Linked DNA regions of Homo sapiens: all the other regions are linked to region 1. The links are chromatin loops, found by intact Hi-C in ENCODE. Cell type or tissue: mammary epithelial cell. All regions are shown on one strand.

Region 1 (8,000 bases):
AGGGGCTGGGCTGGGCTGGCAGGGCCCTGGGAGGACTTCAGGGAAGAGAAACTTCAGCTGGATCTAAAAGGGAAATGGGAGCTGCCCCAGGTGGAGGACTGCAGGGCAGGAAGGCAGTTTTCAGTCTGAGGGAGCAGCCAGTGTAAACTGCACAGACAAGAAATCTCAGGCCCTTGGGTGGTCCAGTAATCCTCTGGCAACCCCGTGCTTCCAGATCGCCCCACTGCTGATCAAGCCAAAATCTACCATGGGATTATTCTTCTTCCAGACCGGTTCCCACCATGTCACTCTTCTGTTCCAACCTTTCGTGGCTTGAGATAAAAACCCCAATGTTTTGATTGGTGCCCAGGCACTGTGCAACCTGATCCCCACCTACTGCTGGGCAGATTTCTGCTACTACCCTTTAACCAGCACAAGCCTCTGAAAACTCTCAGCCAGGGATTGGAAACTGAAAGCCTCGGAACTCCAGGCGCTGGAAAGGTGGGAGGTGCAGAGTGGATGACAGCAGGACACATATGACAGCAGACTGCTGAGCTGCTCTGTGTGAGGACGCAGGGCTGTCCTGGAGCCTGTCCTAGGTTTGGTCCTGCTCCCAGGCCTTTGTCCAGCGCGCACCTGACATGGCCTCCTCTCCTATCCATTTCCTTTCCTCTCTTCCACATTTGCCTCCCATGGAGACTTCCTAAAATACTTCTGGAAACAAACGCTCTCCTCCTTTCACACTAAAAAACAAATCTGTCTAAAACCAGGTTTATCTTCCTTTTTGAAACTAGCTCCTTCTCGGTTTTTCTGTCTCTGGGCATGGTCCTGCTATTCTTCCAGTCACTGAGGTCTAAAAACACACATTCCTCCTGTCTTGCCATCACCCTCAAACCCTGTATGTGCAAAGCATAAAACTGCAGGCCATAGTAGTTGGAAGGGACTTTGGATATTGTCTAATTTACTGGCCACAAATCCAGGCATCTCCTTTAGAGCAACCTTTATAGCAATCAGATCTCTGACCAATGATCTTCCAGATTATTTTTCATTCTTCTCTAATTGCTTAAAAATTATTTATATTGAATGAAAATCTGCCTCCCTGGGCCCCTTTTGAAGTCTTCCTCTCCAGCCACACAGAGTGAGTCTCATTTCTCTTCTAAACACATTTGTCATGGGATTCTTCACCTTCCTCCGCTTAAACATCCTTTCAGTATTTTTTTAAATTTTTTTAATTTTTTTTTAATTTTAATTTTTTTTTGAGAAGGATTCTCGCTCTGTCACCCAGGCTGGAGTGCAGTGGTGCCATCTCAGCTCACTGCAAGCCCCGCCTCCTGGGTTCAAGCAATTCTCCTGCCTCAGCCTCCTGAGTAGCTGGGACTACAGGTGCCCGCCACCACGCCCCGCTAATTTTTTTTTTTTTTTGGTATTTTTAGTAGAGACGGGGTTTCACCATGTTAGCCAGGATGGTCTCAATCTCCTGACCTCGTGATCTGCCTGCTTTGGCCTCCCAACGTGCTGGGATTACAGGCATGAGCCACCACACCCAGCCCCCTTTCAGTATTTTTTAGGTGACTTTCCCATGACTATCTGGTTACCTCCTTTAACTCATCACGGTTCCTAATATGTAAACTGGGATTCAATTACATTCTGCTCAAACGACATTTCTTGGGTCTACTATGAGACAAGCAGCAGGTCAAGGTAATTCTGGGCATGAATTCGAGAGTGAGACTGACTGGGGCCAGATCCTGCCCCTACTGCCTACTGGCTAGACAATGTTGACATTCGGTGTCTTCCTTCAAGGCTGTGGGCAGTAAAAGGCTGAGAACAGAGTAACATCCAGTAAACATTCAATAGATGATTGTTCTTTTTCTTTTTGCACTTAAAAATATGCAACATGAAAAAGTGCTAATGATTGAAACTGAGTGACGCATATTTGTGGGTTTATCAAACTTAAAAACTTTATGTATGTTCGAAATTTTCTGTAATAAAATTAAAATTTTAAATGTCATATTAATTAGGTGAGATATACCTATTTAATATCTGGGGATATTATAGCAGCTGGGATACAAAAATAGTAAAAAAGTTCCTGCCAATACTAACCTCTGAGTAAATAGGGGAGATATACATGTAAACCAAGAGTTTCAATGCAGCATTAGAAATGCAATGCAGGCTGGGCATGGTGGCTTATGCCTGTAATCCCAGCACTTTGGGTGGCTGAGGCAGGAGGATCACCTGAGGCCAGGAGTTTGAAACTGGCCTGGGTAACAGAGTGAGGCTTTGTAAAAAGCAAGGAAGGAAGGAAAAGAAAGAAAGAAGGAAGGAAGGAGGGAGGGAGGGAGGAAGGGAAAGAAGGGAGGAAGGAAGGAAGGAAGGAGGGAGGGAGGGAGGGAGGGGAGGGGAGGGAAGGGAAAGGACAGGACAGGGAAGGAAGGGAAGGGAAGGGAAGGGAGGGGAGGGGAGGGGAAGGGAAGGGAAGGGAAGGGAAGGGAAGGGAAAGGAAAAAGGAAAGGAAAGGAAAGGAAAGGAAAGAAAAGAAAAGGAAAGGAAGGGAAAGGAAAGAAGAAATAGAGAAGATGGGCCCGGTGCAGTGGCTCATGCCTGTAATCCAGCACTTTGGGAGGCTGAGGTGGGCGGATCACGAGGTCAGGAGATTGAGACCATCCTGGCTAACACGATGAAACCCCATCTCTAATAAAAATACAAAAAATTAGCCGGGCGTGGTGGCGGGCACCTGTAATCCCAGCTACTCAGGAGGCTGAGGCAGGAGAATAGCGTGAACCCGGAAGGCGGAGCTTGCAGCGAGCCGAGATCACGCCACTGCACTCCAGCTTGGGCGACAGAGTGAGACTCCGTCTCAAAAAACAAACAAACAAACAAAACAAAAAGAAAGAGAGAGAAGAATGAAGGAAGGAAGGAAAGGAAGGAGGAAATGTGGAGATGCATCCAAGCAATCCAGGTAGCTCAGCAGATGAATGCTACAGTGAGTGGGGCTGGGGGTGGAACCACAGGTGTCTTTTGTTTTGGACGTTACCTTCCACCTCTTGCTAGGAGTGCATAGCTAATTGAATAGCCTGAATTGACTTGTGCCCATCTGGAAAGCCCAATTTGGGGTTTTTCACACATAATAATTTCTTGGGCTCTGGAGTCAGGGTGTCTGGATTCAAATCCCTTACTTCCAATGACATAACCTCTTTGAGCCTCAGACTTCTTATCTCTGTTGGGGCCAATAACAGCACCTACCTTGTGGAATTACGAAATTAAGATATGGAGTTGAGCAGAGCATTTGGCATTGTGCTGGGCAAGTTGTTAAGTGCTCAAATGTTGGTTGTTTCTTACTTCTTCACTCCGACTCCTACATTATTATTACAGGTAACTCTTCTTCTATTCTGGAGTTTGTACGCAATCATCACCCCTCTTTAACCCCCACTTCCAGCAAGCACATTCCTGCAAGCCTTTCTTCTGATGGGAACTAGAAAGTCTGATTTGACAAGCTTTCCATTCCTTCTGCTACCTCGTTCCCTTGGGGAGGCTCCAAGTGACTGAGGGGCCTTTGGGCTGGAGGAGACAGTGGAACATAGGACAATGGGAGGGGGTTAAAATAACTCATGCTCTTGAAAAGAAAAGGTAAAGTCAGGCCTTGGGTAATGTGTAAGAGGGAGATGTTTAAAAATGACCCTTCCCTCTAGGGAAAGAGAAGAAAGACAGAAACTCCAGGCTCCACTTCTGCCGGTTTAGGGCCAGGCTCTGCTTTTTTGAGACTACAGCTCCACCTCGTGGCATCACCCGCACGGGTGTCTGTCTTGCTGTAGCCCACACTATCACTGTCTTCTTATAAACAAAAATTTGTCCATAATTTAAAAACTGAATGGAATATCTAACTTATTTTCTAGGTCTGGAATGGTGGCTCATGCCTGTAATCCCAGCACTTTCAGAAGCTGAGGTAGGAGGATTGCTTGAGCCCAGGAGTTGGAGACCAGCCTGGGCAACGTTGCAAAACTCCCATCCCTACAAAACAATTTTTAAAAATCTGCTGGGCATGGTGGTGCACACCTGTGGTCCTGGCTGCTCTGGAGGCTGGAGGATCGCTTGAGCCCAGGAGATTGAGGCTGCAGTGAGCTGTGATCATGCCACTGCACTCCAGCCTGGGAATGAGTGGCAGCCTGGCAGAGTGAGACTCTGTCTCTGAAAATAATAATGATAAAAATTGGCCGGCCACGGTGGCTCACGCCTGTAATCCCAGCACTTTGGAAGGCTGAGGCAGGTGGATCACTTGAGGCCAGGAGTTGGATACCAGCCTGGCCAACATGGTGAAACCCTCTCTCTACTAAAAATACAAAAATTAGCCAGGCGTGGTGGCACACACATGTAATCCCAGCTACTCGGGAGGTTGGGGCAGGAGAATCACTGAAGCAAACCTAAGAGGCGGAGGTTGCAGTGAGCCAAGATCTCACCACTGCACTCCAGCCTAGGCAACAGAGACCCCGTCTCAAAATAAATAAGTAAATAAATAAATAAATAAAAATAATCATAATAATTTACTTTCTCTATCATAAAACACTGGAAACATAATGTTCATTCTTGTCCTAATGAGATTTTCATCTTGGGAAAACATTCTTTTCTGCAGGGGAAGATACTGTTTTGAAATTGCATTTCAGTTACTTACTTACACATCTGGTACTCCCTCCTATTGTATGGAAGTGCCAGTTTCTCTCATAAAAAATACCTCATGTTCTAGAATGATACCTGCACAGGTAAGATGCTCAACTCATGTCTTTCCTCCTCTTCCTGCAGACACACAGCAGGGTGTCCCATTCAAACCTAACCTTGTTCTTGCCTCAGGGGTCCTCCTTGGAATGCTCACTCTGCACCCAAGCTGGCTTTTCAGAGTCATTCAGAGCCACTCTAAGGGATCCCTTTTCACTGGGCCCTCTCAACTATAAAATCATCACCAGACATTTCATCTCCCTTGTAACAGCTACACTCATCAGTGTAGCTGATTTCTCGTCTCCTTATTTCTCATCTGCCTCTCCCAGCTACCATGCATGCATCATTAACATTCCATGTTTGTTCTCTGCTTTCTTGGCAACAAATAGTGCCTGCACCTCGGAGGCACTCAGTACTTATTTGTTGAATGAATCAACTAATTCCATCTTTAAGAACTGGGTTCCGGCCAGGCGCAGTGGCTCACTCCTATAACCCCAGCACTTTGGGAAGCTGAGGCGGGTGGATCACCGGAGGTCAGGAGTTCGAGACCAGACTGGGCAACAGAGTGAAACCCCATCTGTACTAAAAATACGAAAATTATCTGGACTTGGTGACGGGCACCTGTAGTCCCAGCTACTTGGGAGACTGAGGCAGGAGAATCGCTTGAACCCAGGAGACGGAAGTTGCAGTGAGCCGAAATCATGCTACTGCACTCCAGCCTGGGCGACTGAGACCGTGTCAAAAAAAAAAAAAAAAAAAAAAGAAGAAGAAGAACTGGGTTCCTCTGCCAGCACAGCTGCCCATCCCATCGTGTGCTGGACCAGGGACCAGGGAATGAGAGGAATGACAAAGATGCCTGTGTCCCCCTTTAAGCCGTTATTTTGCAGGAAGCAGTGAGATGGTTGAACATATAGATTGGCATGTTTTCGAGGTGCTCACTGACTTTATTATTTGGCTCACTGAGCAGCTGTCCAATGAGGCTGGGTTTAGATTGTTTTGGGAAGAGATTCATATCCTTCTCCAATTACCTTTTCCAAGTTAGTCAGCCATTGCTGGTCGGTTCCCTCCACTATGAAGTTGTGTGTGTGTTTGTGTGCTCGCACCCTGCCCCCATAACCCAGGTGCGGGCTGAGGAGAGGAAGCATGTTTTATTTATTATTTTTATTTATTTATTTCTGAAATTCAGTTTTTTTTTTTTTGAGAGGGAGTCTCGCTCTATCACCCAGGCTGGAGTGCAGTGGTGCGAACTCGGCTCACTGCAACCTCCGCCTCTGGGTTCAAGTGATTCTCCTGCCTGAGCTTCTGGGACTACAGGCACCCGCCACCACGCCCAACTAATTTTTGTATTTCTAGTAGAGACAGGGTTTCACCGTGTTGGCCAGGCTGGTCTTGAACTCCCGACCTCAAGTGATCCGCCCTCCTCGGCCTCTCAAAGTGCTGGGATTACAGGTGTGAGCCATCTCGTCCGGCCTCTGTCGTGTGTGTGTGTGTGTGTGTGTGTGTGTGTGTGTGTGTGTGTGTGTGTGTGTGTGTAGAGAAGGGGTCTTGCTATGTTACCCAGGCTGGAGTGCAGTGGCCCGATCATAGCTTCCTGCAACCTCGATCAACCTCGATCTCCTGGGCTCAAGCGACCCTAGAGGAAGGGCGTTTCAGTATGGGCACTTCTTAGGAAATCTTCGCTGCTTTGGAGACTAAAAGAGCCCAAAGGCAGGTAGGTGAGCCGCGGATACAAGCCTCCCTGTCTCCCTGTTGTTGCATACAGGTCTCACAGGAAACTAAGTGAGGAGTAGGGAGGGCAGTGGGTTAGGAACAGCGATGGCCAGCAGATGGCGCCAGGCCCCAAGGCATGACCCGCTGGCCGCAGGCGCGCCTAGGAGTGGCCGCGAAGCTAGTCCCCAAACAAAGCTGGAGCCAATGCGCTCTCTGGGGTCCTTCACATCCTGCTACTCAACGACCTGAAGGTAATCAGCTACTTCCTGGCTCTGGGGCTTCACCTTTTAATGAGCCTGGTTAGCCGGTTTTGTTTTCTTTTGGGGGACGTGCGTGTGGTTTGTGACCCCTTTTTCCGTTGGCTCTCAGAGTCCAGAGCTCCCCGGGGTCCGCCCTGACCCGTGGCTCCGCCTCGCCTCGCTCCCGCGCCCAGAGCGGCGCTCACAGGTCGGTCGCTGCCTGCACAGAGGTCTGTCCTGGACCTCTTAGGTTGGACTGTCCCCTCTCTCCCTGTCGCCGCTGCTGTTTGGGGACTTGGACGCCCCTCTGCAGAGGCGGGGGGCCTTGCCTCCGGCCCCATCTGACATCTTCCTTGAAGAATCGCTGCCTCACCTAGATGTCCTTTGGGTGGCGCAGTTCGTTGGCCTTCTAGGAAGGCTGGTTGCCAAGAGCAGGGCTTTTGCTCAGGGCCCCGGTGGCTGACGATTGTGTCCTGCGTGGGATAATCGAAAGTGTGCACAAGTCACTCACTGATCAGACGTCCCAGGGAGACCGAGGGGTGGGTGCAGCTTGATGGAACCTCTTCTCCAGGCCAGCAGAGGGAGGGAAGGCAGGCCTGCCCCACCACGCCTGTCCCCAAGAACCCCGTCTTAAGCCAGCTCATAAATCTCCCATCACTCCTTCCGTGTGTCCTGGCTTCCCTCCTCAGCTCGGAGCAGTGGACATTTCCACCTGCAAGGTGAACTGTGCCCTACTGTGCCAACCGACAGGGATCAGGGGAAGGTGGACAGAGGGGCTGCACCTCTGTCCTTTACCCCCGCCATCCCCCACCAACCCCAGGTCAGATCTCCATTCCCACAATAAACTGTACCTAGCGGGGTGCAGGTGTGGTTTAAGGACATTCTCCTGGCCAGAGCCAGTGGCCTGCAGTGTGGTCTTCCCTAGATGTCCTCGCTGCAGGCATGAGGCCATGCCAGGTGGCCAGGCTAGGCTCTCAGGGGTGGTCCTGCTGTCTATGATGTGTGGGGAGCAGGCCTGGAGGAACTAAAGAGATGCAGGGACAAACATTTCCCAAAGGCCTGATGACATTTACTGGATTCAGCTGCCTTCATAAGCCTGCGTTTCTAGCTTTCAGTGTTTCTGGGGTTAACTTTAAAACAAAATCAAACCAAAAAAGGTTGTTATTATATACTGTGATTGTCCACAACTCTTAAACACAGGCCAGTGACAGTTTAATGCACTCCCACATCTGCTCAGGATCATAGAATTCTCTACATTTAAGAGTCGGGGGGCCGGGCATGGTGCCTCACGCCTGTAATCTCAGCACTTTGGGAGGCCGAGGCGAGTGGATCACCTGAGTTCAGGAGTTGGAGACCAGCCTGGCCAAC
Region 2 (8,000 bases), 410 kb before region 1:
TAGGAAGGAGGCAGGAATAGAGGGAAAATGCCATTATCAGGAAAAAAACACTGGCCATATGGCCAGGTGATCTGCAGTGCACTCTCCCTGCAGAATCTCAGCCTTGTAGACGGGCCCTAAAGACTTTTTTTTTTTTTTTTATGAGCCAAGATGGAAACTTACTGAAGGTGCAGCGTTTTGTTTCTTTCATCTTTTGAGAATAATTATGCTTTGCTATTCTTTTTGTCTCTTTACTCCCTACTCTGTTTCTTACATTCATTGATTTATGAAAATAATACTAACTGAGCATTATCTACTCCAGGCGTCCTCAACCACAGAAGTCATAGTGGTGATTAGGGCCGGCATGACCTGGCTTCTCTTCCTTCCTCTCCTGCCAAGCTCCACGCCTGATTCTATTTCCATTTCTAGCTCCATTTCTCCCCCATTCAAATCACCCCATCCCTCTCCCTCCCTATGCCTGTAATGCACTTTTCACCCAATCAGCACATACATATTGAGTGCCTCTGGTGTGGCAGACACCAATTGGGTCCTGGAGTACAGCAGTGAACAAACAAATAAGTTTCCATCTTTCAGAGGCCTCACACACTAATGACCCTGAAGAACCTAGACAGGTCAGATCTCAAAACATAGTAAGCACCAAAGACAGTTCACTCCATATTCAGATTGATTTGGAAAACAGAGTGAGCTGACCTCCAGGCTGGGGAGACAACTTGGTCCAGCTATTGGGGACTGCAGAGAGCAGAAGAGAAGCGTGTGTGTGTGTGTGTGTGTGTGTGTGTGTGTGTGTGTGTGTGTGCGTGCGTAGGAATTTCCCTTCTTGAGAGACCCTATCAAGTCACTAGACTGGTAGAACAGATCAAAGACAGACATAATATTTCTGGTTTTCAGGAAGACCATTTCATAATATTTCAGGGAGAATGTTATCGTCAAGATGAAGTAATTTGGATTGTGTATGATTCAGGTAAGTGTATTAATAGCTGCATCTGTCATATCCAAAGACTGTTGATTAAAGGATTAATGTCTATTAAGAAATAAAATTATTTTTCCATTTGGTCATTGAGTTCTGTCTTTGACACTGTTCTGATACACACAATTTCCAAAGATGTCAATGAAGACAACCTATATACCAGCAGGCGACATACCTGTGGATGGAGCCACAGGTAGGCCCCAAGAAAGATGCCTGTGCCACTTCTTCAACATTGTACAGCAGGTTCTAGTCAGAGCAGTTGGGTAAGAAAATCAAATAAAAGCAATTGGAGGGTAAGAAATATAGCCATCTCTGTTCACAGATTACATGATCTTGTATACAGGAAATTCTAAAAAATCAACTAAAAACTAATCAGACTAATAAATGAGTTCAGCCAAGCAGCAGGATACAAGATAAGAGGCAAAAATAAATTGTATTTCTATACATTTGCAATGAACAATAAAAAATGAAATGATAAAAACAATTTTAAAACTTAAAGAAGATCTAAATATATGGAAAGACATCCCATAGTCATGGATCAAGAGACTTAATATTGTCAAGATGACAATACTCGCCAAAGTGATCTACAGAGTCAGTGCAATCTCTATCAAAATCCCAGCTGACTTCTGTGCAAAAATTGAAAAGCCAATCCTAAAATTTATATGGAAATTCGAAGGACCCAGAATAACAAAAACAATCTTGAAAAGAAGAACTGAGTTGAAGGGCTCACAATTCAATTCCTTATTTCAAAACTTACTGCAAAGCTATAGCAATCAAGACAAAGTGGTACTGGTATAAAGCTAGACATAAAGGTCAATGAAAAGGAACTGACAGTCCATAAATAAAGCCTCACAATTACAGTTAATTGATTTTCATCAAGAATTTCAAAACAATTCAGTAGAGCAAAGAATGGTGTTTTCAACAAATTGTGCTACAACAAATGAATATCCATATGCAAAAGAATGAAGATGTACATTTATCCCACACCATACACATACACAAACACACACACACACACACAACTCAAAAGGGATCAAAGACCTAAATGTAAGTGATACAACTGTAAAACTCTTTGAAGAAAGCATATGACTAAATCTTCATGACCTTTGATTTGGCAAAGGCTTCTTAGATATGAGACCTAAAGTATGAACAACAAAAGGAAAAACAGATAAATTGGACTTCATCAAAATTAACACATTTGTCCTTCAAAGGACACCATCAAGAAAATGAAAAGACACCTATTGAAAGGAAGAAAAATTTTGCAAATCATATATCTGATAATGGGATTGTATCATATATCTGATAAGGGAATTGTAAAGAACTCTTTGCAACTCAATAACAAGAAGAGGAACCACTTGATTCTAAAATGAGCAGAAGACATGGCTAGGCATTTCTCCATGGAAAATACACAAATGCCCAGCAAATACATGAAAACATGCTCAACATCATTAGCCATCAGGGAAATGTGAATCAAATCATAATGAGCTACCTCTTCACACCTACAGGATGGTCAGATTAAAAATGACAACAACAGCTGGTGACAATGTGGGGAAAGAAGCGTCAAAATATTAAACGTAGTTAACATTTGACCCAGTAATTCCATTCCTAGGTATATGCACACACAAAAAATGAAAACAGGCTCACACAAAAACTTGCACATGAACGTTCATAGCAGCATTATTCAAAATTGCCAAAAAGTAAAAACAGCTCTAATGTCTATCAACTGACGAGTGCATAAATAAAATGTAGCACATTCATACAAAGGAATATATTCAGCAGTAAAAAGGAAAGAAATACTAATACATGATAAAACATAGATGGGCCTTGAAAACACTAAGCTAACGAAAAAGGCCAGCCAAGAAAGACCACACAATCAAGTGATTCTGTTTATATGAAATGCCCAGGATAGGCAAATCCACAGAGACAAAAAAGTAGCTTAGTGGTTGGCAGGGCCTAGGAGAGAAGGGGAGATCGAGGGGTCACGGCTGAAGGGTATGGAATTTCCTTGGGAGGAGATGAGGGTGTTCTAAAATTGTGATGATGGTTGCACAACTCTGTGAATATAAGAGCTAAAAACTATTCAATTGTACACTCTAAACAGGCGAGTTCACTGGCATATGAATTACATCTCAATGAAGCAGTTATGAAGAAGAGAAAGAAGGAAGAGAAGGAGAAAAGGAAGGAAGGAAAGAAGGGGAGGAAGAAAGAAAGGAGAGAGATTCCTGCCCCAAAGACCTTCTTAAACTAAAGACAGTTGGAGAACACACTCTAGGCTCAGATGTGTCCTCATTGTGTCCGTGGGTAAGATGAATAGTAATTAACTCTCCTGCCAATGTCCCCTGCCACAGCTTCCTCTGAGCAGCAGGGTCTGGGACAGGCAAAGGGAACAAAGACTGTATCTGCCATGGCCTCTATCACTTCAGGGCACAATGCTGACTCTAGTCCCCCAAGTAGTATAAAATACTTTTGATAGAGCATGACTTTTTACCTACGCTTGACCAGAAATGGATCCCTGTGTAACCCTGTGTACAGAAATTACTAATCCTAGCTTTAGGATGAAGTTGCTATTGGTACAAATAGCCACAAGATGACAGTGTCGTCCTACTCAAATTCTTAACACAAGGCCCTGTCCTCAGCTCCTCTTCATAAGAGGTGTAAATGAAGTGATGCTAGTTTCCTGCCCTTCTGAGAACACTAGGCTTGAATTGTATTTGAATCAATTTTTTTTTTTTTTGAGACGGAGTTTCACTCTTGTTGCCCAGGCTGGAGTGCAATGGCATGAGCTCGGCTCACTGTAACCTCCAACTCCAGGGTTCAAGCAATTCTCCTGCCTCAGCCTCCCAAGTAGCTGGGATTATAAGCATGCACCACCACGCCCAGCTAATTTTTTGTATTTAGTGGAGACAGCGTTTCACCATGTTGGCCAGGCTGGTCTCAAACTCCTGACCTCAGGTGATCCACCCGCTTCGGCCTCTCAAAGTGCTGGGATTACAGGCATGCACTACCACACCCTGCCATGAATCAATTATTATAAAATAACTATTAAAGTATTAGCTAAATGAGAAGGAATCATGCTTAGGATTAAATAGCCCTTCTTTATTAAACCTTCTTACCAAAAATGTGATGGGAAAACTATTCAAGAATGAAAGCAAAGATTGCATTTTGATGGTTTCAACAGAAAAATGGATAAGCATGATATGGTTCATACAAGCAATGGAACATGATTCAGCCTTAAAAAGGAAGGAAATTCTGACACATGCTACTACATGGGTGAACCTTGAGGACATTATGCTAAATTAAATAAACCAGTGCAAAAGGAAAAATATTGTATGATTCTACTCATATGAGGTATTTAGAGTAGCCAAACTCATAGAGACAGAAAGTAGAATGGTGGTTGCAGGGGCTGGGGGAAAGAGCGGGGAGTTGTTTAACGAGGACAGTTGCAGTTTTGCAAGATGAAAGAGTTCTGTAGATAGTGGTGATGATGTGAATGTATTTAATGTCACTGGTGCACTTAAAAATGGTTAAAATTGGTAAAGTTTATGTGATGTATATTTTACCACAATATTTAAAAAGTAAGTTACTTTTAAAAATTTTCAGAATCATTTTTTGGGGGAGCATTGAAAAGTCCTCAGATGAGATGGTCACTCCCAGAATGAGGCAGAGAAGCGGGAGGGGAAGAGGGTGTCTGGAGAAGGGTGGGCACAGGCCCACCAGCCCAAAACATCCCTCCCCACCCTTTGCTGACCCCGCTCCTCTCGAAGCTTCTGGCCACCCTGCTGCTCAGCAGCTCAGATCCAGGTGGCTGAGGGCCACTCTGGATGAGTACAGGAGTCACCAAAATTCACATTTGGGTAATAGCTTGAGTCAAAAGGTGCTGAGAGCTTCCATTAGGACTGACCTCTGGAATGGGCCCCTCACCGGGCCTGCGTCCACCCCACTGCTGTCCTCTGGATGAAAACTAGCAGTTAGGTCTACAGGGTGATGCTTCCATTGAGCGCTTTTGTTCCCTCCGGCACTGTTGTCAGAGCAGATGACACCCCTCACCCCTCACCCTCTGGAAGCTCAGGGTGGTCCCTCCAGTGTCTCTAGGCCCTGGAGTCACACACTGGCCCCTCCAGGCTCAATGGCCCCTGGGGCCCTGTAAAAAGGAGGTAGGCTCTGCAGTCAAGGTGACCTTTCTCAGCTGCAATTTTGATTTCCCCTGAGGAAGGCCCCAAGGAATCCAGGGCTGTGTAAGGAATCCTGGCCCTTCATGCTGGGAGCCAGGATTAAGAATTCCTATACACAGGGCTGCCTAGTTCCATGTCTAGTCAAGGGCAGGTAGAAAGGCACACCCTATCAAAAGTATCAACCAGGCCCAATGGCATGAGCCTGTAGTCCCAGATTCTTGGGAGGCTGAGTTGGGAGGATCATTGAGCCCATGGGGTGAGGCTACAGTAAGCTGTGATTATGCCACTGCACTCCAGCCTGAGTGACAGAGTGAGACCCCCCATCCCAAAAAAAAAACAAAAACAAGTATTTTCATTATTTGTACTGTGGGGGGCGGGGTGGCAAAGTCTGTGTGTGATGATGGTGGATTTGGGACGGTGATTGTCCACAGCACAGGTGAAGCCACTATGCAGAGGGAAAAATCTCTCCCAGATGCCCCAGCACACAGGAACACACACTCTCACGCTTGCACACACGCACCACTGGTCATTATTAAATCGATGTGATTAATATGTGCACGGACAGGCCAGGTGCAGTGGTTCATGCCTGGAATCCCAGCACTTTGGGGGGCCGAGGTGGGTGGATCACAAGGTCAGGAGTTCAAGACCAGCCTGATCAACATGGTGAAACCCCATCGCTACTAAAAATACAAAAATTAGCCAGGTGTGGTGGCGGGCACCTGTAATCCCAGCTACTCAGAAGGCTGAGGCAGGAGAATCACTTGAACCCAGGAGGTGGAGTTTGCGGCGAGCTGAGATCACGCCACTGCCCTCCAGCCTGGGCAACAGAGCAAGACTCTGTCTCAAAAAAAAAAAAAAAAAAAAAAGGGTGCACAGACAATATAGAAAGCCCCTGAGGAGCAGATGTTTGCAGCCTCTGTGAAACTATCTGGTATAGAAGCTTTCCTATTTTTCTCTGGGAACAGTGATGTCACAACTCTGCAGAAGCACCTCCAACAGAAGCCGAATCAGAGACCCGGGGAGGCCTGTGCAAAATGCTCTTCTCCCGGGCAGGTCCCAGCCCAGGCTACCGTTAATATGTAAACACCGAGAGCTAGAATGACCAGGAGGCAAAGGGAAAGAGAGCTAATTAGATAAACCTTCATGCTTACAACCCCATTAGTTAATTAAATGATCACTTTACTGTGCAGAAAGTGAGCTGTCAGACTAATCCAAGTGTTACCAGCTTTATGGGGTCCGTGGGCCCTTTACAAGCTTCCTCTGCTCCCAAGTGTCAAATTGGGGCTGTATTGATAGATAAAAGCAACATCGAGCTGCTCTGATTGCGGCCTTTCCCTTCGATATCTTTATACTGTGCTATAAAAGCCTATTATACTTAATTTAAAGAGTGAAAATTGTTGACATCTCTTTCAATTGCTAATCTTTAGGAAACAATGAATGGAATATTATTTGAAAGGAATAAAGTGCTCGCTTTATTGGAGAGTAGTAAAAATCTAATAGTTGGCAAAACAATATGGTGTTTACTCTTCAAGATAGTTGGGTTTATTAGCTTAAGCGATTGAGAGCATTTTACAGTCAGCCTCAGCCCTCTTGTGTTTAGGTTTTACTTGGGTTAGAGCACCCGAGCTTTTATTTGTTGTCGTTGTTGTTGTTTTCCTTTTCTTTCTTTTTTTCTTTACTCTTTCTTACTCCCCTCCTCCCACCTGGAAAAAGATCAAGGATGACACTTTTAAGGAACCCGTTAGCAAATATGCCATATATTCATTGAGCCAAAAAATATCCTGCAAGTGAAAAACATGTTTTGTCAGATGCTAAATCCTTCATGGGTGGAATGTTCTGAAATGACAACTCACCAGGGCAGGAGGCCGGGAGCTCAAAAGTGTTATGGGGTCTGGGAGCCAGGGCAGTGGATCTGTGAGTACGCACTGCCCTGACCCCACCCCACAGCACACACACGCACACACTCCACCACGGAAGGGGAGGGCTCGAGGCTGAGTTAGAGCTTCTGCCAGCCCCGAGAAGGCTCTGGGTCACCTGTGTCCCTCTATTCAGCACAGAGGGCCCACCTGCCTGCATCCTCCACCTCCTGGCGTCCCGGGAGGGCAAGGACTTTAGTACTTGATACGTGATTCAGTTACGTCCTGGGAGCCCAGGAGGGAGCTTAGCACCCAGGTGTTTAATAAGCACTTCTAGAATGAGGTAGGAAGTAAGGAGACACTGAACCAGAGAAAGTGTGACTTTTCACATTTGAGACTTAGGGCTCTTGGTTTTCACACACAGGGTCAGGTATCAGGGGCCCAGCCAGTAGTTCCCCAATCTGAGCGCGTGAACGCTGCTGCACACTCCCTGACTGGGGAGGCCTGCGGAAGGGCCCCAGGAAACACACTTTGTTGTTGTTGTTGTTGTTGAGACAGAGTCTCGCTCTGTCACGAGGCTGGAGCGCAGTGGCGCGATCTCGGCTCAGTGCAAACTCCGCCTCCCGGGTTCAAGCGATCCTTCTGCTTCAGGCTCCCGAGTAGCTGGGACTACAGGCGTGTGCCACCATGCCCAGCTAATGTTTGTGTTTTTAGTAGAGAGGAGTTTCACCATGTTGGCCAGGATGGTCTCGATCTCTTGACCTCATGATTCGCCCACCTCAGCTTCCCAAAGTGCTGGGATTACCGACAGGAACCACTGCGCTCAGCCAAAACACACTTTTAACAAGCACACCAGCCAACTGCAAATGTTCAAATAACTTGGTTTCAGCAGAGGCTACTTTTCTCCCGTGGCCAGGTGCAGAGAGGCCGATGTGCACATCTGCTGCTAAGCTCCACCTGGGGTTTCCTGCTGCCAGGCTGTGGGTTCCAGGAAGGCCTGGCCCA
Region 3 (8,000 bases), 650 kb before region 1:
TTACTATTCTTATTCTAACTTCATGAGATGGACTCTTAGTTCATTATTTTTCAATCTTCTTTTCCATCATACACATTTTATGGCTATAGTTTTACTACATTCTGCTTAATTAAATTCCGTAAGTTGGGATATGGAGTCTTTTAATTAACATTCAGTTCAAGATATTTTCTAATTTGCATGTGTGAGTGATTCAGAAGCAGGTTTCTTAATTTGCAAACAGATGAGGATTTTCTGCTTAGGTTTTTGGATTTTAGTTCTCACTTTATTGCACTGTAGTTTTAGAAGACACTTTGCATGATAGCATACATGCTGTCTATGAAATTTGATGAGATTTACTTTATGATCCAGGACATAGCCAGTTTTAGAAAATAGTGTATTTGAGGTTATTGGATGCAGTGTTTTATATCTGTCCATTGATTTAAGTTTTTTTGTATTGTCAAGTCTTCTATATTCTTACTGAATTTTTTTAAATCACTGAGAGGATGTCTGTTAAAAAAAAAAAAAAGTCCAGGCCAGGTGTGTGGCTCACGCCGATAATCCCAGCACTTTGGGAGACAGAGGCGGGTGGATCACTTGAGGTCAGGAGTTGGAGACCAGCCTGGCCATGATGGCAAAACCCCGTCTCTACTAAAAATACAAACATTAGCTGGGCGTGATGGTACATGCCTGTAATCCCAGCTACTTGGGAGGCTGAGGCAGAAGAATCACTTGAACCCAGGAGGTGGAGGTTGCAGTGAGCCAAGATCATGCCACTTTACTCCAGCCTGGGTGACAGACCGAGACTCTGTCTGAAAAAGAATTCAGACTAGTATCTCTTTATTTTTGAAGTTCTATCAGCCTTTCCTTCACATACTTTTATACCTGTCATTAGGGTTTGTAATTTCGTGTCCTATTTATGTAGTGCCTGCTATGAACACGCACGCCAGGCATTGTTCTAACTGCCTTCGTTACATACTAGCTCCGTTATATCCTCACAACTACCCTTAGAGGGAGGTATGAGTATTGGCCCGGCGCGGTGGCTCACGCCTGTAATCCCAGCACTTTGGGAGGCCGAGGTGGGCGGATCACGAGGTCAGGAGAATGAGACCATCCTGGCTAACACGGTGAAACCCCGTCTCTACTAAAAATACAAAAAATTAGCCTGGCGTGGTGGCGGGCGCCTGTAGTCCCAGCTACTCTGGAGGCTGAGGCAGGAGAATGGCGTGAACCTGGGAGGTGGAGCTTGCAGTGAGCCGAGATTGGGCCACTGCACTCCAGCCTGGGTGACAGAGCGAGACTCCGTCTCAAAACAAACAAACAAACAAACAAACAAAAAAAAAAACAAAAAAAGGGAGGTATGAGTATTATCCCCATTTTCATGGGAGGACAGTGAAAATAGCAGAGATTAAGTAATGTGCTGAAGATCACACACACAGAAAGGAGCAGAGCCGGGCTGAGATAGGCAGGCTGACTCTGGACTCTGTTCTTTTAACCAAATGTGTGTATCTTTCTGGAGTGAACTCCTGACTTTATGACATGAACTACATTCTAGTAATTTTCTTTGTCTTAAATCTATTTTGTCTGCTATTAATAATGCTCCACCGACTTTTAAAAATTCACATTTTCTTGGTTTATCTTTTCCTCTCCTTTCACTTTCAACATTCCGCATCCTTATGTTTTAGATATGTCTCTTGTTAACAACAAATACTTTTGTTCTTTCCATTCTGACAGCTTTTGTATTTTAGTTGGAAAAACTTAAGTTTAATATGACTTCTTATATCTGTTGTTTAGAGCTAGCAGGTTAAGTTGTACTTTTTCTTTGTCTGTTCTTTCATTCTTTTCCCTTCTTGCCTTCATTTGGATTGATTTTTTTAATCATTCTAATTTTTCCTTTAAGTTATTTTTTATATTTTTAAAAATCACTACTCTAAGAATTGTAATACGGAAACAATGTATCAAAGTCTAAAGTTAACCAATAATTTTTCCCAGAGGTAATAAAAAATGATTTTTAGGCTGGGCGCAGTGGTTCACACCTGTAATCCCAGCACTTTAGGAGGCCAAGGCGGGTGGATCACTTGAGATCAGGAGTTCGAGACCAGCCTGGCCAATGTGGTGAAACCCTGTCTCTAAAAAAATACAAAAATTAGCCAAGTATGGTGGCAAGTGCTTATAATCTCAGCTACTCTGGAGGCAGAGGCAGGATAATCAGTTGAACCTGAGAGGCAGAGGTTGCAATGAGCTGAATTTGTACCACTGTACTCCAGCCTGGGTGACAGAATGAGACTCTGTCTCAAAAAAAAAAAAAAAGATTTTTAACAGCCAGTGTGGCACACACATAGATCAATCAGAAGCACACCGGCCAGGTCATGCAGGGGGATGCAGGGATGCTCACCACCAGGACACAGCCCCGTGCTCACATGCCTCTGGGACGGCACATGGGCTATACCCCATTTGCCTCTGTGTTAGTCAGCTCAGGCTGCCATCACAAAATACCACAGACTGGGCAACTTAAACAACCCAGATTAATCTTCTCACAGTTCTGGAGGCTAGAAGTTTGAGATCGAGGTGCCAGATGATTCTGCGTCTGGTGAGGGCTCTCTTCCTGGCTTGCAGATGGCAGCCTTCTCACTGTGACTTCACATGGAGGGCGAGAGAGGGAGAGACAGAGAGAGAGAGAGAGCTCCCTGGAGGCCCTTCTTCTAAGGCACTAATCCCATCCTCCTGACCTGATCCACCCTCCTGACCTGATGTAAACTACTCACCTCCCAAAAGCTCTGTCTCCAAATACCAAATACTTCAACATATGAATTTATGGGGGTTGGGAGGGAGTTCAGCCCATAGCAATCTTTTTTTGTCTGACTTACATGTTTTTTTCTCATTATCCTAACCTCATAAGATAGAATTGTTTCATGCAGTTAGTGTTCTTTTAGATTTATCACAATGTTTATCTTTATTATTGCTCATCATTTCTTTGTATATTTCAGACCTTCCATTTGAGCTCCTGAAGTACGTTATTTTAGAACTTTCTTTAGTGAGGATGTGCTGGTGGCAAGCTCTTATTATGCTCATCTGAAAAGATATTCATTTATTTATTTATTTTGAGACGGAATTGCTCTGTCGCCCAGGCTGGTGTGCAATGGTGTGATCTCGGCTCACTGTAACCTCCGCCTCCCAGGTTCAAGCGATTCTTCTGCCTCAGCCTCCGAAGTAGCTGGAATTACAGGTGCCCACCACGATGCTCGGCTAATTTTTGCATTTTTAGTAGAGACAGGGGTTCACCATATTGGCCAGGCTGGTCTTGAACTCCTGACCTCAGGTGATTTACCCATCTCAGCCTCCCAAAGTACTGGGATTACAGGCGTGAGCTACCATGCCCGGCCTGAAAAGATCTTTATGTGACCTCTGTTCCAGTTACGGAGTCTCTTAGCACCAACATCCTCCTCCACGCCCTGCCTTGACACCAGGCTGGGACCCTGTCCCCTGCCTTCCCGCCTTCACCAGCAGCCCCTGTGTGACCCTGCCAGTAGGGGGCTCGGCCAGTCAGCTTCCAAGCAGGAGACAAGCTGGACCGGTTATTTAAATAGGAATATTTTAATATAAAGAATTATTAGGTAGAACAGGATAAGGTGGTTCATTATTAAAAGAGGTAAAAGGAGACCCACAGGAGCCCAGAATTAGTAGATGCAAAAGAACAGCTACTGCCTCTAGCGCGAGGAGGACAATGAAGGAATGAAGTACAGCAAGTCCTTGAATAATGTCATTTTGATCAACGTCATTCATTATGTTTGATGAGAAAAAAATTTGCTTCCCAGCTGGGGCACTGTCTGTGTGGAGTGTGCAGTTGCCCCCACGTCTTGTGGGTTTTCTCTGGGTACTCCAGTTTCCTCCCACACCCCAGAGCTGTGCATGTTAGGTTTGCTGGTGTGTCTACATTGCCCCGGTCTGAGTGAGTGTGGGTGTGTGGATGCATCCTGCAATGGGATGGCATCCTGAGCAGGGCTGCTTCCCGTCCTGCACCCTGAGCTGCTGGGATATGTTCAGGCCATCCATGACCCTGAACTGGAATACTAACAGTGTCATCAGCCATTTCCATCTGGACAGCTGCTCACAAAGGTGCAGCATTGTGGCTCTGTTGCTCCAGCCCACAGATTTGCTAGAGAAAAGAAAGTAGGCTGGCCTAGGGCCACTCAGAACAGAGTTCAAAGTAAGGCCCGAGTCCAGCAAACGGGCAAGCCCTGAGTGTGCCTGGGTGTGCACATGCATGCATGTGTGTGCACGTGTGTGTGTGCATTTGTGCATGCATGTGTGTGTTTCTGTGTGCTTTCGTGTGTGTGTGTGTGTATGCATGCGTGCATCCCACCTGCCCCATTACTCAGCACAGAGGCCTGATGGGAAGGGTCCAGGCAGTGTTGTGTGCAGCCTGCCTGCTGGGGTGGGGGCGGTGGAGGAGTGTGTTAGAAAGTGAAGGGCACTGACCTTGGAGTCACACAAGTCATTCACCTGCCCCTCACTTACTTCATGGCCCTGGGTAGGTCGCTCACCTCTGGGAGCCTTGGTCCCTGTTAAGAATGGCACCTACCCTTAGAGTGTGTTGTAAGCATCAATGAATCTAAATTCGGTGACAATGAGGACTCTTCCTTAGCTTGCTGGGGGCTGGGGAGCAAATGCCAGGTATTGCTTTATGACCATTGTGATGCATGTTGTCGTGAGTTTAGATCATCCTGCCAGGCCTTCTAGGAAACCAACTTACAGAGAAGTTCAAAGGCTTTCCACTGGGTGTCAGTGGTGCTCAGCATACCCTTGGAGGCATCCCCGTGTCTGAGCGTGTTTGAAAGGACTAGGATAAGATGTTCGGTGCCAGGTGTCACCAGGGCCTCTCAGCTCCCCTGCAGGTCCAGGAGTGGTGCCTGGAGCCTTCCCACCCACCTCATTCCCCTGCCCCTGCCACTGCCTCCCCCATGCCCTCAGGTGACCTGGCTGCCCAGTCCCCAGGTGGGCACCACCACTGGGCCTTCTCATGAAGGGCATATAATTAGAGCGACTCATTCTGAAACTACGGCTCCCCAAGACTGACCCTGTTTGAAAGTACACGCTTCCTACCCGAAGGAATGTCTCCTCCATGGAGCTTGGGAGAGGGAGATTGTAGGGGCGGCGGGCAGGTGGAAGGTTTTTTGTGGAAGCACTGTCTGACTTCCAGAATCTCTGTTTAACTCCCAACTCCCTATAGGTTCTTCTATATTTTCTCTGAAGAATCCTGGTGGGGACTTTTATAAGCGGAATTAGCCAGGAAGAAACATATATACCTAACCCCAGAGACATAATAAAGTTCACTTGCAGTGCTTCTGTGAGTGCTGAGAGGATTTCGCGGCTGCTTCTCATCCCTGGAGCTTCTCATCGCCTCCTCTTGTCCTGTTGGTTAGTCGTCTCCTTCTTGGGGTCCTAATTAAAAAAAAAAAAAACTGGCTTCCACTGGCTTCTGGGAATTTCTACTCCTCCTTCAGCAAAGCAGGACTTACAACTATTACCTTCCTATCCCCAGGGTGTGGAAAGACTACGCTGTGAGGATGCATAAGAATGATACAGTGGACTCTGGGAACCTGGGGGAGAGGGTGGGAGGTGGGTGAGGGATGAAAGACTACACACTGGGTACAGTGTACACTGCTTGGGTGATGGGTGCACCAAAACCTCAGAAATCACAACTAAAGAACTTACTCATGTAACCAAACACCACTGTTCCCCCAAAACCTATTGAAATAAAAAATAAATTTAAAAATAAAGACTAGGCTGAACTTCAAAGAAGACTCTACCTAAGCCCAAGGAAGATTAAAAAAAAAGACGCAAACAGAGTGCAACATGAGATTAGATTTTCCGGAATATAAGAGATGACCTATTTGCCTTGACCTCACGTGCCCCTCTGCCCAGCTTCTGGAACTCCTGCGGTGGCTCAGAGTCATAGCCCTCCTGTGACCCTCTCCTGAAAAGGTGTGCACAGAAGAGCAGGCCTAGAAGCTTCACAAGAGAATGAGGCCCAACAACTCCTAAAAATACCTAATTCTCACCAGCAGAAGTCCTGTCCTTCAAGTTTTAAATTCTATATGAAGACAGAGGAAAGGCTCTGCCTTCGCTGACAGGATCCAGAGTAAGACTACAGCAGGACAATTCACAGCACACCGCTGTCAGCCCACTGAGGGTGATTCTACCCGAGGCTGCCCTGGCGACTCTGACAATGTGGCCTGTGCCGCCAAGACCATCTGCATTCAGTCTACATTCGCCATGAGACCTCTCATGCTCTTCCTCTAATTCCACATGGAAAGTGGTGAAGGGTCTGTTTATTTACACCTGGGAATGTCTGTGTCTTTGTAGAATAAACTGAAGGCTAAGGCAACTCTTTGGAAGACCATTCCACCTGGAAACCAACGATCTAATTTTGCTTCAAAACTTCCCTGTCTCTGTAGAGCTCACAGCGGTCTTCGCAACCACATGCTACAAGCTTGTTCACCATTCCCTTGAGGCTGCATAAATACATTATTCGCTTCTGAGCCCTGCCTCTCAGGGGTCTGCTTTTCTTCAGCCAAGTGTCCCACGGTGTGTCCAGAATTGTGTGATAGCAGTGAGGGAAACCACCAAGATGACAATTTACTTACTGTCTCTTGGACCTCTCTCGCCCCTCCCCGGGACCTCAGGCTGCCTTTGCTCTAAGAAGGGCCAGGAAGCACTGTGGCTGGTGAGGAGACCAGGCCAGGATTAAAGGGCGTGGGCAAGTTAGAAAGTGGTCTGGACACCCCTTGTCGCCACTGGAACTCCCACTTCACATCCATTACGTCAGGATTCTGGGGGTAGGGCTTGGGCACCCATGTTTTCTAGAGCTCTGAAAGCGGTTCCCATATGCAGCGGGGGTTGGGACTTCACCTCTACTGCTTTGAACAAAAGGTCCCGTGAGCGCAGAGGTGATTGTGTTTTCCTTATGGGGAGTGATATATGCAGGTGGGCCTCAAACTTCAGCGGGCATCAGAGCCACCTGAAGCGTTTGTTAAAATGCGGATTGCTGGGTCCCTGCACTCAGAGTTTTTGTTTCTGAAGGTCGGGGTGGGGCCAAGAATGTGCATTCCTGACAAGTCCCCAGGGGAAGCTGGGGCCACTGGTTGGGGCTCTAGCTGGAAGCCCCACTGCGTGTGCGGGGAGTGTTTCTGCCCTCAGGGACTGTATTTCTTCCCATCCAAGCATGAGAGGAGTCCCTTTCAGAGGTGAGGGGGGGCAAGCCCAACACAGAGGCCCGTCTTCCTGGTCTCATGGCAGTTAATGCGATGGGCTTCCCGGTGGGATCTGGTACTGAGCAGTCGTCGCAGGTCACCTGATACGGGACAGCAGCTGCTCTGGACTGGCGCTCGCTCTCACCGTCTCTCTCTCTCTATTGCCCTCGGGTGGGAGGAGCCAGCTGAGCGGCTGGCAGTCTCAGGCTTCGAAATTCTACCAGTTTCCATGCTGTAAAGTGGGTCACAACCCCTTTATTTGCCTATTTCTCTAAACTTCTTAAATGTTTAAAATATAATTTTTTATTTGTTTATGCTGGTAAAATACTTGTAAAATTTACCATCTTAACTATTTTTAAGTGCACAGTTCAGGGGCATCAAGTACCTCGTTGTGCCACCGTGACCACCACCCACCCCCAGAACACCTTGCACCTTCCCAAGTGGAGACTCTATCCCCATTGAAGGATAACTCTTCTCCTCCCCTCCCCTCAGCCCCTGGCCACCATTCCACCATTTCTGTCTCTGTGAGTTTGACTACTGTAGGTACCTTGTCTCGGTGGAATCATGCACTGTTAGTCTTTTTTTTTTTTTTTGTCTGGCAGCTTTCACTTAGCCTGGTGTCTTCAAAGCTGAACCAGTTTTTGATCTCAGTCAGAATTCTGATACCAGATTGGTGTAGACAGAGCTTGGGCTTTGGACTCATGCATCTGAATCCTGTCTCCACCTTTTCTGGTTGTATGACTTTGGACAATTTACTTACTGTCTCTTGGA

The links. A loop is a pair of places that touch in the nucleus more often than their neighbours do. Peaks named below come from ENCODE experiments on the same cell type or tissue, not always from the same donor. Only the 100,000 strongest peaks of a DNase experiment are listed, where the experiment ranks them.
Region 2: it touches region 1 in a loop (18-fold over the local background); 63 of 110 quality-filtered maps call a loop at or near these places.
Region 3: a loop joins it to region 1, with 6 times the contacts of the local background. A loop is called at or near these places in 3 of 110 quality-filtered maps.

What each region holds. Positions count from the first base shown.
Region 1 is chr13:27,355,646-27,363,645 of GRCh38, forward strand. No RefSeq gene overlaps it. Among named protein-coding and RNA genes, the nearest start is that of GTF3A, 65 kb to the right of the region's middle. RefSeq lists an enhancer at 6,709-7,210. In mammary epithelial cell, CTCF peaks have their summits at 3,766 (motif pointing left) and 6,504 (motif pointing right); a DNase peak (open chromatin) is centred at 6,506; H3K4me3 peaks cover 512 bases.
Region 2 is chr13:26,943,578-26,951,577 of GRCh38, forward strand. No RefSeq gene overlaps it. Among named protein-coding and RNA genes, the nearest start is that of USP12-AS1, 180 kb to the right of the region's middle. In mammary epithelial cell, a CTCF peak has its summit at 3,546 (motif pointing right); no DNase peak of the experiment used is centred here.
Region 3 is chr13:26,703,146-26,711,145 of GRCh38, forward strand. No RefSeq gene overlaps it. Among named protein-coding and RNA genes, the nearest start is that of GPR12, 54 kb to the right of the region's middle. In mammary epithelial cell, a CTCF peak has its summit at 4,757 (motif pointing right); no DNase peak of the experiment used is centred here.